2 separate regions of the Homo sapiens genome follow, and region 2 is linked to region 1. The links are chromatin contacts, found by Hi-C or POLR2A ChIA-PET in ENCODE. All regions are on one chromosome and are shown on one strand. The core of a region is the stretch at or near the end of the contact, and the rest is flanking DNA. Distances in the headings are between cores, read along the strand shown.

Region 1 (6,531 bases), core at 2,703-5,202:
AGAGCAGGTGAGCCCCCAGATTCCCTCCCCAACTGATAGGAGAAGGTAGGTTTACTCGCTGGAAAATTATGGGGACAACAGGTGTGGGGATAAGGTGCCATCTGGAAGGGTAGATGATTAAAATGTTGGAAGAATGGGATTCAGAAGTGGGGAGGGGCAGGCTACAGGACTGCTATTTTTTATTTTAAGTCATGTGATAGTATTTGATGTTTTATTTCTATTTCTAGTTTTAGACAAGGTCTCACTCTGTTGCTTGGGCTAGAGTAAAGTGGCATGATCATGGCTCACTGCAGCCTCGACTTCCTGGGCTCAGGCTATCCTCTCACCTCAGCCTCCCGAGTAACTGGGACTACAGGTGCGTGCCACCATGCCTGGATAATTTTTTATTTTTATTTTTGGTAGAAACAGGGTTTTGCCATGTTGCCCACGCTGGTCTCAAACTCCTGGGCTCAGGCGATCCGCCTGCCTTGGCCTCCCAAAGTGCTGGGATTACAGGCAGGAGCCACCACACCTGGCTGTGTTTGACTTTTGTAAACCAAGTACACATATTGTTTAGATAAAAATAGAAAGCAAGCTTAAAAACAAAGAAAACAACCGCAACCTAAAATTAAGGTCTCTTCTGGATGTGGTCATTGGAATGGCTTTCTCCACTGTGGTACAGAATGAAGACCAGGAAGCAGCTACCCAGGGAACGCATAGTCTCACCAGTGGAAAATCCTGCCCCTCAAATCTGCAGGTGTCATGCCCTGCCATAATGTCAGTGGGGCCAGGCCTCAGGGAGAATAGGTGTTTGGTCCAGGAAAATAAAGGGTGTTCTTGTAATGACTTCACAATTTCTTCCCAACTTGGTTCTTCTCTCATTTTTCCCCCTAAACTCAATCATCCATCATTTACCTCGGACTTGCTTCAGGCCACACTATTTATAACAATAGAAGCAGCATTTTTGGCTTGTCACCTTTCTCCAATGGAGCCCAGATTGTCTCTAAACCTTTAATGGGCATACAGAGTACCTGGGAACCTTGTTAAAATGCAGTAGGTCTGGGGTGGGGCCTGGGAGTCTGCCTCATGGGAGCAGCCCCAAGGGGAGGCTAACGCTGGTCCCTGGAACACACTCTGAGTAGCAAAAGGACTTGAGGCAACTTTTTGGGGGTGATGGAAATGCTCTAAATCTTGATTGTGGTTACATGGAGTATATACATTGATCAAAATGCACTGAGTTTATTGTATGTAAATTATACCTCAATAAAGTTGATTTTAAAGGAAAAAACCCATTCTAGATGAATTACAGATATAAATGTGAAAGATGAAACAATAAGGCTTTTAGAAGGAAACATAAACTTTAGGATAGGTGAATGCTTCTTAAACAGGACTCAAAACAAATTAACTATAAGAAAAAAATACACACATGAATTGGACTGCATTAAAACTAAAAACTTCTGTTCATCAGCAGACTATTGAGAGTAAAAAGCTGAGCTGTAAACTGAAAAAAAATCCACAATACATATATCTGACAAAGAACTCACGTCTATCATATATAAAGAACTACTACAATTCAATAAGTAAAAGACAACTCAATAGAAAAATGGGCAAAACACTTTAACAGGCACTTTGCAAAGGAGGCTATCTGAAACGGACAATAAACACATGAAAATGTATGCTAATTAGTCATAAGCAAAATGCAAATTAAAGATACGAAATTATTTATTTTGCCTAAACACCCACAAGAATGGCTATAATGAAGACACAGACAATTCCATGTGTGAGTAAGAGTGTGGAGCAACTGGAACTCTCATACACTACTAATGGGAGTGCAGACTGAAATGACATCCTTAAAAACTATTTGGTAGTATTTATTAGAGCAGAACAAAAACATAGTCTAAGATCCAGCAAATCCACTCTTGAGTGGCCAAACACATGTTTCCAAAAACACATAAGAATGAATGCCTGGCTGGGCATGGTGGCTCATACCTTTAATCTCAGCACTTTGGGAGTCCAAGGCAGGAGGATCACCTGAGCCCAGGAAGTCGAGACCAGCCTGGGCAACAAAGTGAGACCACCCAATTCTACCAAAAAAGAACGCTTGTAGCAGCATTATTCAATGCAGCCAAAAATTGGAAACAACTCAAATATCCATCAGCAGTAGTATAAATAAAACGTTATACTACTCATTGGCAATAAAAAATGAATTATTGGCAATAAAAAATGAATGAGCGACCGCCGCAAGCAACAACATGGATTAAGCTAAGGTTGCCAGATAAAATAGAGGACATTCAATTACATTTAAATTTTGAATTAAAAACAAATGATTTTTTTTTTTTGAGACGGAATCTCACTCTGTTGCCCAGGTCAGGCTGGAGTGCAAGTGGCATGATCTCGGCTCACTTCAACCTCCGCCTCCCGGGTTCAAGCGATTCTCCTGCCTCAGCCTCCTGAGTAGCTGGGATTACAAGCACCCACCACCACACCTGGCTAATTTTTGTATTTTCAGTAGAGACGGGGTTTCACCATGTTGGCCAGGCTGGTCTCAGACACCCAACCTCAGGTGATCTGCCCGCCTTGGCCTCCCAAAGCCCTGGGATTACAGGTGTGAGCCATTGCGCCCAGCCCAAATGATTTTTATTTTTATTTTTTTTTAGCATAAGAATGTCCTATGCAGTATTTGGGACATACTTACACTACAAAATTCTTATTCTATTAAATGTTATTATATTACAATATTATTTTTTAGCTGGTCATGTTCTGTTTCTTGATCTGGGTGTCACTGGGCGACCTGGGTGTGTTCACTTTGTGAAAATCCGCTGAGTTACACACTTAGGATGAGTGCAGGTCTCTGGTGTGCATTTGCTACTTCAATACAAAGTTTATCTGAAATCACAATAAAACGATCCCTGGCCCGTGGCCCATTAAATGAGGGCCTGCCTCTTGCCTTGAGGGACCCATCTGTTGTCGTCTCTGCTGTCTGTGATCTCTGTAACCCGTGCATCCATCCTGGCTTGTAGCCGCTGCTCAGAACGCCCCGGTGACGCACCCTTGCCCACAGGACAGCATCTGCCCTCCTTGGCACAGCACCCCAGGGCTCCTGTGGCCTCCCCTGCCCCATTTCCACGTCCTCACATCTTTTTTCCAGCGCTGACACTAACCACACCACCACGGCTCTGTGCCTGCCGCTTCGCCTGCTGCTCTGCCAGGCAAAAACCTATTTATTTTCCCAGTCTCATTTCAGCTTCTGTCGGCTCTGGGAGGTCTTTCCTGACTCCTTCAGGCAGACCTGTCTGTTCCTGTCCCCAAGGTCTGTCTTCATTTCAAGCATCCATTAGAGCAACTCCATTACTTCGCAACTGACTGTTTATATATCTGTCTCCTCCCCGGACAACAGGCTTGCTGGGGCAGGGACTCTGTCTTTTTGTCTTTTTATCCCTAGCAACTCACAGAGTGTCTGTGCGTGTTAGGCTCTGCGTATGTGTTAAGTGGGTCATGACAGTAATGGGTGTTAATGAATGGGGACCAGCAGAGAGATCGAAGGGCTCTGTAAAGCGTTCACACTTAATTTTAGAATTAGAGATGGCAAAACCCTGTCTCTACAAAACAAAACAAAAACCAAAAATTAGCTGGGCATGGTGGTGCATGCCTGTAGTCCCAGCTACTCAGGAGGCTGTGTTGGGAGGATCACTTGAGCCTGGGAGGTGGAGGCTGTAGTGAGCCATGATCCTATCACTGCACTCCAGCCTGGAAGACAGAGCGAGACCCTGTCTCAAAAAAAAAAAAAAAAAAAAAAAAAAGAGAAAGAATTGGAAAATGATGCTGTAAGTCACTCTGCTAATGAGTGGCCAGTGTCTCATTTAACTTCCCAGGAGAAGGGTGCTGGTCTTGTCTCCCATGTCACAGATAGGAAGAAAAGTGCTGAGCAGTTCAATGGTTTGCCCAAGGTCACATGGCCGGTAGGGAGCAGACCACACACTCATGGCACTGGCTGTTCCGTGAATCACAGCAGACGCTGAATCACTAAAATGTCCTTCTGGGACAGGCAAGTCAACAGAGGAAGTGCCCAGTCTGCCCCGGGCCACCTTTTGACTCAAGCAAGCTTTCTGGCACCTCTCAAATCAGTCCCTGTGGGTGGCCACCCCCTCTCCCATGGAATGGCTCGCCGGGAACGGGTTAACACCTCAAACACCTAAACACAGCGTTCAGCTCTGTCCAGACACTCTCGACTCCTGCCTGAGATTTTCAGGTTTTAAACAAAACAAAAATCTGATTCACTGTTTCCAGTCCTACAGGAAACTCAGGTCCTTTATTTATCTGCCACTAAAAAAAAAAAAAAAAAAAAGAAGAAGAAGAAGGAAAAAAAAATCAAACCAGAAAAAAAGCCCTTTATGTCTTAAAAGGGTTTTGAATGCATCTCGTTTCATACAGCACCAAACATCGTTCATGACGGGGGCTCCAGGATGAAGCCCAGACTAAAAGACAGAAGGAAATGAAACGCATTGCAATAAAACACACATGCTAATAAATAAGGGCCTGGGCAATGAATCCAGCTCGGAATATACCACTGGCAAGAAGAAATGCCCCAAAGCTTTACTTAAACCAAATAATAGAAGAACAGATGGCTCCCCTGGGTCTCTGGGAAAAGTTAATAGATCCAGGAGGCTGCAGATAGAGGCTTTGTTTGGGATTTGGGCAGAAAACACAAGGCATTCACAAGATTCAAGGTGAAAGAAAGAGGGCTTGTAGATTTAGGGACAGGGACATTTTCATCAGATAACGAAAATAGATATGTCTGGATATCTCTGCTGGGTTTCCACAGGCTGCAGGGCACGTGCCCTCTCCAGAAATTAACCAGGGCTGCGCTCGGCAGCATGCTAGGGAGACCGACTGCTTCTAGCTGCCCAACTGGAGAATTAATTTAACTCCAGAGATTTGGATAATAAGAAAGAACCCTTAAAGGAGATAAAAATTTACTTTGGGAAGATTTTTGTCCCCACCCATTGTACAGCAGCATCCTTAAGTGGTGGGAACAGTGGGTGGGAACTGGAAGCTCTGGGTTCTATGATGCAAGACCCCCCTGGTCACTGATTAGCTGAGTGACCCTGAAGAAAACCTTCAGGCTGCCACCTGCCCAGCGGCTGTTAAGAATGCTGAGATCCGTGGACACAGGGAGGGGAACATCACACACCCGGCCCTGTCGGGGGTTGGGGGGAAGGGGCGGGAGAGCATTAGGACAAATAGCTAATGCATGCGGGGCTTAAAACCTAGATGACGGGTTGATGGGTGCAGCAAACCACCATGGCACATGTATACCTATGTAACGAACCTGCACGTCCTGCAAATGTACCCCAGAACTTAGAGTGAAAAAAAAAAAAAAAGAAAGAAAGAAAAAAAAAAGAATGCTGAGATCCGGTTGGGCGCGGTGGCTCAGGCCTGTAATCCCAGCACTTTGGGGGCGGAGGTGGGCGGATCATGAGGTCGGAAGATCTAGACCATCCTGGCCAACACGGTGAAACTCCGTCTCTACTAAAAAAAAAAAAATACAAAAAATTCGCCTGGCGTGGTGGCGGGTGCCTGTAGTCCCAGCTACTCGGGAGGCTGAGGCAGGAGAATGGAGTGAACCCAGGAGGCAGAGCTTGCAGTGAGCGAGATGGCGCCACTGCACTCCAGCCTGGGAGACACAGCGAGACTCCGTCTCAAAAAAAAAAAAAAAAAAAGAAGAATGCTGAGATCTGTGGACACAGGGAGGGGAATATTACACAGTGGGCCCTGTCGGGGGTTGGGGGGCAAGGGGAGGGAGAGCATTAGGACAAATACCTAATGCATGTGGGGCTTAAAACCTAGATGACAGGTTGATGGGTGCAGCAAACCACCATGGCGCATGTATACCTGTGTAACAAACCTGCATGCTCTGCACATGTATCCCAGAACTTAGAGTTTTTAAAAAAAAAAGAGAGAGAGAAAAAAGAATGCTGAGATCTTCTAAGCACGGAAGGATCACACCCGCATCCAACCCCCATATTAATCCCCTTTCTCCTCCGCACCAGGGAAATCCAAATGACCTTGTCTTCCCAGAGTGGGGGGCAGCAAACTGAATCCATTAACAGGGAAAGAAAGGGCTTTCAACCCAACCGGTGAGATGGTTCAGAGGAGTGCGTGACCGACAGGAATCCACAACTGGAGAGGTCAATTAATAAAAAATAAAACTTCCCCTTTATACCACGGTGCATAAAAACCTCCAGCACCATTTTTCATCTACTTACATTGTCTTGAGAGCAATTTTGTGTAGTGGCAAGGCAGGAATTATTTATCTCCATCTTATTCATGAAGAAATAAAATCTTGGGACAGTGAAGCGATTTGTTCAAGGTCACGAGGTCATCACGGATTTTTTTTTTTTTAGCTTTTATTTTAGGCTCTGGGGTATACCTGCAGGTTTGCTATATAGGTAAACTAGTGTCATGGGGATTTGGTGTATAGATTATTTCATCACCCAGATACTAAGCCCAGTACCCAGTAGTTCCTTTTTTTTTTTTTTCTCCCGAGATGGA
Region 2 (6,531 bases), core at 2,852-5,351, 64 kb after region 1:
ATTCATAATAATCACATTAGGGTAAATGGGGTCTCCATCCCCTCAAACACTTCTCCTTTGTGTTACAAACAACCAATTTTAGTGTTTTGATTACTTTTTTTTTCTTTTTTTGGAGACAGAGTCTCCCTCTGTTGCTCAGGCTGGAGTGCAGTGGCATGATCTCGGCTCACTGCAACCTCCGCCTCCCAGGTTCAAGCGATTCTCCTGCCTCAGCCTCCTGAGTAGCTGGGATTATGGGCACCTGTCACCATGCCCGGCTAACTTTTCTATATTTAGTAGAGATGGGTTTTTGCTATGTTGGCCAGGCTGGTCTTGAACTCCTGACCTCAGGTGATCCACCTACCTCTGCCTCCCAAAGTACAGGGATTACAGGCATGAGCCACCGTGCCCGGCCTCTTTTGGTTACTTTTAAATGTACGAATTATTTTTGACTACAGTCACCCTGTTGTGCCAGCAAATACTAGGTCTTATTCATTCTTTCTAATTATTTTTTTGTGCCCATTAGCCCTCCTCACTCCCCCTCACGCCCCCTCCCACTCCCTTTCCCAGCCTTTGGTAACCATCCTTCTACTTCTCTATCTCCACAAGTTCCATTGTTTTAAATTTCAGCTCCCCAGTGGGCGGCTTTCAAGAAGACCACTAACTGAGTAGAGTTCAAGCTGGGGCAAGTCACTTGACCTCAATTTACCCATCTGTACAATTGGAGTGACAGAGCCTACCTCGCAGGGTGGCTGCAAATGTCAGAAGACACCGCACGCTGGAGCTCAGCGCCCATGCACAGGGACAGGTGAGGGGTGCCGACAGTGTCAGCGAAGGGTCTGGGGACCAGCAGGAAGCAGGAATGATGGGATGTGGTGGGAAGGGAATGATTCTGCTGAAAGTGGGGAGGCACCAGAGGGTACCTCGTTAGCAGCTTGACCGGGATCATGGCCAGCTCCAATTGGTCTACACGAATGGTACTCTGAGGGTCATTTGTCATGCAAGTAACCCCTGCCCTCCCACCTTCTGGCTTTTAATATATTAGCCCGGGAAATGCCCGGCAGGAACGCAAACCGCTGGAAAAGATCTCTGGGTTGCATTCCAGGCAGACGGCAGTGGTACCCACTCCCCGTCTCCACCAGGAGACCCCTCTGGAGGGAGGTGGCCGGGTCAGGCTCAGCTTGGGGCAGCGCATTCTTTCTCGGTCCACTAGGGGGACATTTACTAAATCCCCACAACCTGCAAATTCCATCCTTGCTGGGACAAATGGCTCCCTCGTGTCTCTCAAGACCCACTGCTGTTTGTTAACCTGCTGGACAGCCAATCTCTTATAGCTTTCAGGGGACAGGAACATATCAAGTTCTTTCCTTTTTTATTTTTTTAAACAGTGAATGTGAATGTACTGCAGATTTCCCGTGAAATGCTCCATCGTGGGAGTTACTAACTGATGAGTGCATTCATTCGTTCCTTCATTCATGCGTAGGGTACCTACTATGGGCCAGGCCTGTGCAAGGCTCTTGAAGGACAACTGGGAAGAAAAATCAGACATGGCCCTATTCTTATGGCACTTACGATTCAGTGGGAAGCTAGACAATAACCAAATAATTGCATAAACAAATGTAAAAAATCATCAATTTAGGCCGGGTGCTGTGGCTCACGCCTACGATCCCAGTGCTTTGGGAGGCTGAGGTGGGTGGATCACTTGAGCTCAGGAGTTTGAGACCAGCCTGGGCAACATGGCAAAACCCTGTCTCTTAAAAAAAAAAAAAATTATCCAGGCGTAGTGGTGTGGACCTGTAGTCCCAGAGTCTCAGGAGTCTGGGGTGGGAGGATCCCTTGAGCCCAAGAGGTTGAGGCTGCAGTGAACTATGATGGTGCCATTGCACTTCAGCCTGGGAAACAGAGCAAGAACTTGTTTAAAAAAAAAAAAAACAAAAAACAAAACAAAACCTCACAAATGTATTTATCTTTTGAGACAGGGTCTCACTCAGTTGCCCAGGCTGCAGTACAGTGACTTGATCAGAGCTTATTGCAGCTTCTAACTCCTGGACCAAGTGATGCTCCCATTTCAGCCTTTTGAATAGCTGGGACCACAGGTGTGTGCCACTAAAAGATTGTTTTCTGTAGAGAAGGGGTCTCCCTGTGTCCCGGCTGGTCTTGGACTCAAGGGATCCTCCCACCTCAGCCTCCTAAAGTACGGGGATTACAGATGTAAGCCACCACACCCAGCCACAAATTTCTACAAAGAAGAGTTACACAGTGTTCTCACAGTCTACAGTAGGAGGGTTGGACTCGCTCAAAAGGAGGGGAGCTTCTCTGAGGAAGTGGCCCAAAAGATGAGAGAGAGTCAATTAGGTTTTTAAAAAAAAAAAAAAAAAAAAGCCATCCAGGCTGGGGAATGAGCATTTGCAAAGGCCCTGTGGCAGGGGGCTCATGGCAAGCAGGAGGTCAGAGTGGAAAGGGAGGGGCGCAGGGCAAGAAGAGATGTGGAGGGGGCAAGGGCCAGGCTTGGAGGGTCAAGTTAAGACACTTTAGTCTTTATCCTAAGAGTAATGGGAACCCCTGAAGGATGTAAAGGGAGTAACTTGGTCAAATTTGTGTTTTAGAAAGACCAGCTGGGGCATGCCTGGTGGCTCATGCCTGTAATCCCAGCACTTTGGGAAGCTGAGTCAGGAGAATCACTTGAGGCCATGAGTTCGAGAACAGTCTGGGCAAAACAGTGAGACCCCAGCTCTACAAAAAATAATTAGCCAGGCGTGAAGGTACACACCTGTAGTCCCAGCTACTCAGGAGGCTGAGGTGGGAGAATTGCTTGAACCCGGGAGTTCAAGGCTTCAGTGAGCTACAATCCTGCCCCTGCACTCCAGCCTGGGCGACAAGAGAGAAACCCTATCTTAAAAAAATAAAAATAAAGGCCACCCTGGCTGCTCGCAGGGGGCTGGACTGCCCCCACCACATGGCCCTGCAGAAATGAAGGCCTAGTCCCTGGGTGGTGGGAGGGCTGCTGGCAGAAAGTCCCGGCTCCCCATCCTTCAGGGATAGTGGCTGTGGGGAACGTGCTGGCTCTGAGGCATACTCCATTCCAGGACAGCCAGCAGCTGATGCATGATCAACGAGGGGTAAAAAGGCCCAGACTCAGCTCTGAGGGTCTCCCCACCCCATTTCCAGATTCCCTTCAGGGTTGTCTGAAGCCTTCACGGAGGCTGCCTCAAAGCTCAATATCCTTCCTGCCTAATTCTGTACTTTTCCCTTCCCCGGATGCCAGTCCTAAGAGAACCCCTTGACAGATCTCCTGCACAGTCTCCTCCCTCTCTGAGTCTGCTTCCTGGGGCACCCACCCCTCCACCCTCCGGCAGGAGAAGGGATCAGAGACAGTACAGAGTGGAGGAGGGGATGGGCTCTCTAAGTCAGATGGAGCGAGCTCACGGCCTGCACTGGGTGGTGACGGAAGAGACCCAGGCAAGGAGGGCGCCTGTCAGGGCTAAATCATGTCCCCACAAACGATGTTAAACCTCCAAAAGATCATGTCCTAACCCCCAATGCCTGCAAATGCCATCTTATTTGGAAACAGGGTCTTTGCAGATAATCAAGTCAAGATGAGGTTCTTAGGGTGGGCCCTAAACCAAGATGACTAGTGTCTTCATGAAAAGGGAAATTTGGACACAGACACACAGGAGAGCACACGTGAGGATGAAGGTGGAGATCAGAGGGATGCGTCTACAAGTCGAGGATCACTGCAGATTGTGGAGAACCACCGGGAGCTGGGGAGAGGCCTGGGGCAGGTTCTCTGCCCCCAGAAGGAACCAACCCTACCAACACCTTGATCTTGGACCTCTGGCCTCCAGCCCCATGAGGCCATACATTTCTGTTGTTTAAGTTGCCCTGTTTGTGGTACTTTGTCGTGGCAGGCCCAGCATACTAATATAGGACCCAAGAGGTAGCTGGGGAAAGATTGGGCAAACTGTGTGCATGGCATCATTACTCAGGTCAAAAATTTGAAATGAAGCTCAAACTTAAAAATATTGGTAAGTATGAAAAAAAAAGCATGATAAAAAAAAAAAAAAGAAAAGCTATTGCTGCTAAAGGAAGAAGGGTAGGGTTTCCCCACCTCCATCAGCTTGCAAAAATGAGGCTGGTGACGTGGCTGTGGGTCTCATTTCCTGCACGGCCTGTTGGGGTTTGTGTAGTTTCTGGGCACTCAGCTTGAGAGGCTGACCTCCCAAAGGCATTGGGAGCCTGCGGGAGCCAGCCAGGGGGAGCACAGCTGTGCAGCCATGCCTGTTTGTCCTGACCCTACAGCAGGACGCAGGCGCCCCACCACCCAGAACCCCAGAACCGGATGTAGGAGGTGGTGAGAGCTGCATTGGTTGATTTCCTATTTTCTTCCTTCCTATTTTTTTTTTTTTAATTTTTTAGAGCAAGGTCTTGCTCTGTTGCCCACGCTGGAGTGCAGTGGTTCAATCATAGCTCACTGCAGCCTCTACCTCCCGGGCTCAAGCAATCCTCCTGCCTTAGCCTCCTGAGTAGCTGAGACCACAGATGCATGCCACCATGCTCGGCTAATTTTTAATTTTTTTTTTTTTTTTTGTAGAAAAGGGGGGTCTTGCTATGTGGCTCAGGCTGGTCTCAAACTCTGAAGCTCAAGTGATCCTCCCACGTTGGCTGCCCAAAGTGTGGGGATTATAGGCGTGAGGCACCGCACCTGGCCTGATCTCCTATTTCAGTAATGTATCACCTCCTGTGCAAAGAAGGAAGATTGTTGCAAATTAAACATAAAAACATGAAAGCTTTTCAAGCTGGGTATCTAAGTAGCCTTTTCATTCCCACCAACTCCATGACAGATTCCTATATGTGTTGTGCATAACCATTATTAAAATAACAATATCGCCCTGTTGGAAGAATTCAGAATGTCACTAGAACATTCTAAAGATAAAGGCCAAAAAAAACCCAAACCCCCCCCCCACACACACAAAAAACACAACCAAGCTTTATCTTTGGAACAGAATAAGGTTAAAAAAAATTAAAATAATCACAAAGGTATGATTTAATCTTTACAATGTTATAAATATTAATATGAAAAAGACTTTATATTGGGAAACATTATTATACAGTATAACGCTAATTTTATGAAAATCAATTCATTTAGTGCTCATACATTTTTTACCTCTCTCTTTGGCTTTTGCTGACGATTTACGTCTTATCATTTTCTACTTCAACACCTACCACCTTGCACTGGGGTACAGTGCAGGATTTGGACATCACAATTTTTTCTTCAGTAATGCCCCAAGGTTTCCCACAGATAAGAGGAGAAGGTTGGCCAGGTGTGGTGGCTCATACCTGTAATGGCAGCACTTTGGAAGGCTGAGGTGGGAGGATCACTTGAGCCTGGGTGTTTGAAATCAGTCTGGGTAACATAATGAGACCTCATCTCTATTAAAATTAAAAAACTAGCCAGGCATGGTGGTGAACACCTATAGTCCCAGCTACTCGGGAGGCTGAGGCAGGAGGATCACTTGAGCCCAGGAGGTTGAGGCTGCAGTGAGCCATGATTGTACCACTGCACTCCAGTCTGGGCCCCAGAGCAAGATCCTATCTCAAAAACAGCAACAACAAAAGAATAGGATGTTGCCAAAATAGGACAAACAACTGAGCTGAACGTTGGATGTTTTTAATCATAAGCATGGCTTGATTTACATCACTCCCTTCAGAAATGCAAAGGCTTCAGACATCGAGCCAAAGGCAAAACCATTGCAGGTATGTGGGGCCGGGAGAGCCCCAGCGAAGTCAGCTTGGTGCCCACTCCAGGCAGGCACAGGGCCAGCCCTGCTATGCTCCTTATCTCCTTTAATCCCCTAGCAACCCCAGAAGGTAGGTTTGTGATGATCCACACTCTGCAGATGAGGAAACTGAGGTTCAAGAGAGTTACTAACTTGCCCCTGGACATGCCCCTGGGAAGTGGCCGGGATGAGTTGGAAACCCATATCTACTTAGCTCCATGGTCCGGCTCTGTGTGCACTAAGACATCAATTACCCCCCGGGACTGGAAACCAGAAGGAGGCGGGCAATAGGTTGTGTTTGCTGACGGATCCCACCCAGAACTGATCCTACTGGATCTCCCTTAGGGAGACTCAGGAATCCTCACTACAGTGAATTACATGCACAGTTTTGGTGGCCAGAGGGGCATTTAGATGATGGCTACAGGAGTGCTTTTTTGAAAGCTTCATTAACTATACAAGTCAATACCCTATTGCAATTTCCATGAAATGGGTAATTCGGTGAAGTTCTTTTTTAACAAAATGTTGCATCAATGAGGGAATTCAGGGTGGGAGATCAACAGGAAGTTACAGTTGGAACCAATTTCAACCCACATAGAAAGATCCGGAAGCCTTGCAAGGAGACCATCACAGTAATCCGGCGTGAGAGTGCCGAGGCGTAGCTGCTGGAATCATCGCCCATTTTTCTAATTTGCAGCCTAGGAGCTGATCGTGCAACCCTGTTAGGGAGCTAATATAGGATGAAGATGGGACAAGTTGGTGTCGAGAGTAACACGCC

The links. A loop is a pair of places that touch in the nucleus more often than their neighbours do. ChIA-PET counts read pairs that join two places held with the same protein, here RNA polymerase II (POLR2A). Pooled maps may share reads with other maps.
Region 2: a loop to region 1 is called in a map of heart left ventricle, with 4 times the contacts of the local background. The contact joins two enhancer-like sites. A Hi-C loop is called at or near these places in 2 of 168 maps with a recorded cell type or tissue (endothelial cell of hepatic sinusoid and heart left ventricle) and 11 of 50 pooled maps. POLR2A ChIA-PET finds 5 or more read pairs at or near these places in 3 of 52 experiments (Panc1, RWPE1 and activated naive CD4-positive, alpha-beta T cell).

Annotation. Positions count from the first base shown.
Region 1 is chr7:3,024,204-3,030,734 of GRCh38, forward strand. The region is part of intron 1 of CARD11 (caspase recruitment domain family member 11); the gene reads right to left. Among named protein-coding and RNA genes, the nearest start is that of CARD11, 16 kb to the right of the region's middle. Within about 2 kb of position 3,953, at least 8 of the 41 ENCODE cell types and tissues checked have a DNase peak (open chromatin) inside an H3K27ac peak, as active enhancers do.
Region 2 is chr7:3,088,495-3,095,025 of GRCh38, forward strand. LOC105375130 (a long non-coding RNA gene) reads right to left here. Exons shown (of 2, transcript XR_007060191.1): 2 at 5,632-6,531. Among named protein-coding and RNA genes, the nearest start is that of CARD11, 48 kb to the left of the region's middle. Within about 2 kb of position 4,102, at least 9 of the 41 ENCODE cell types and tissues checked have a DNase peak (open chromatin) inside an H3K27ac peak, as active enhancers do.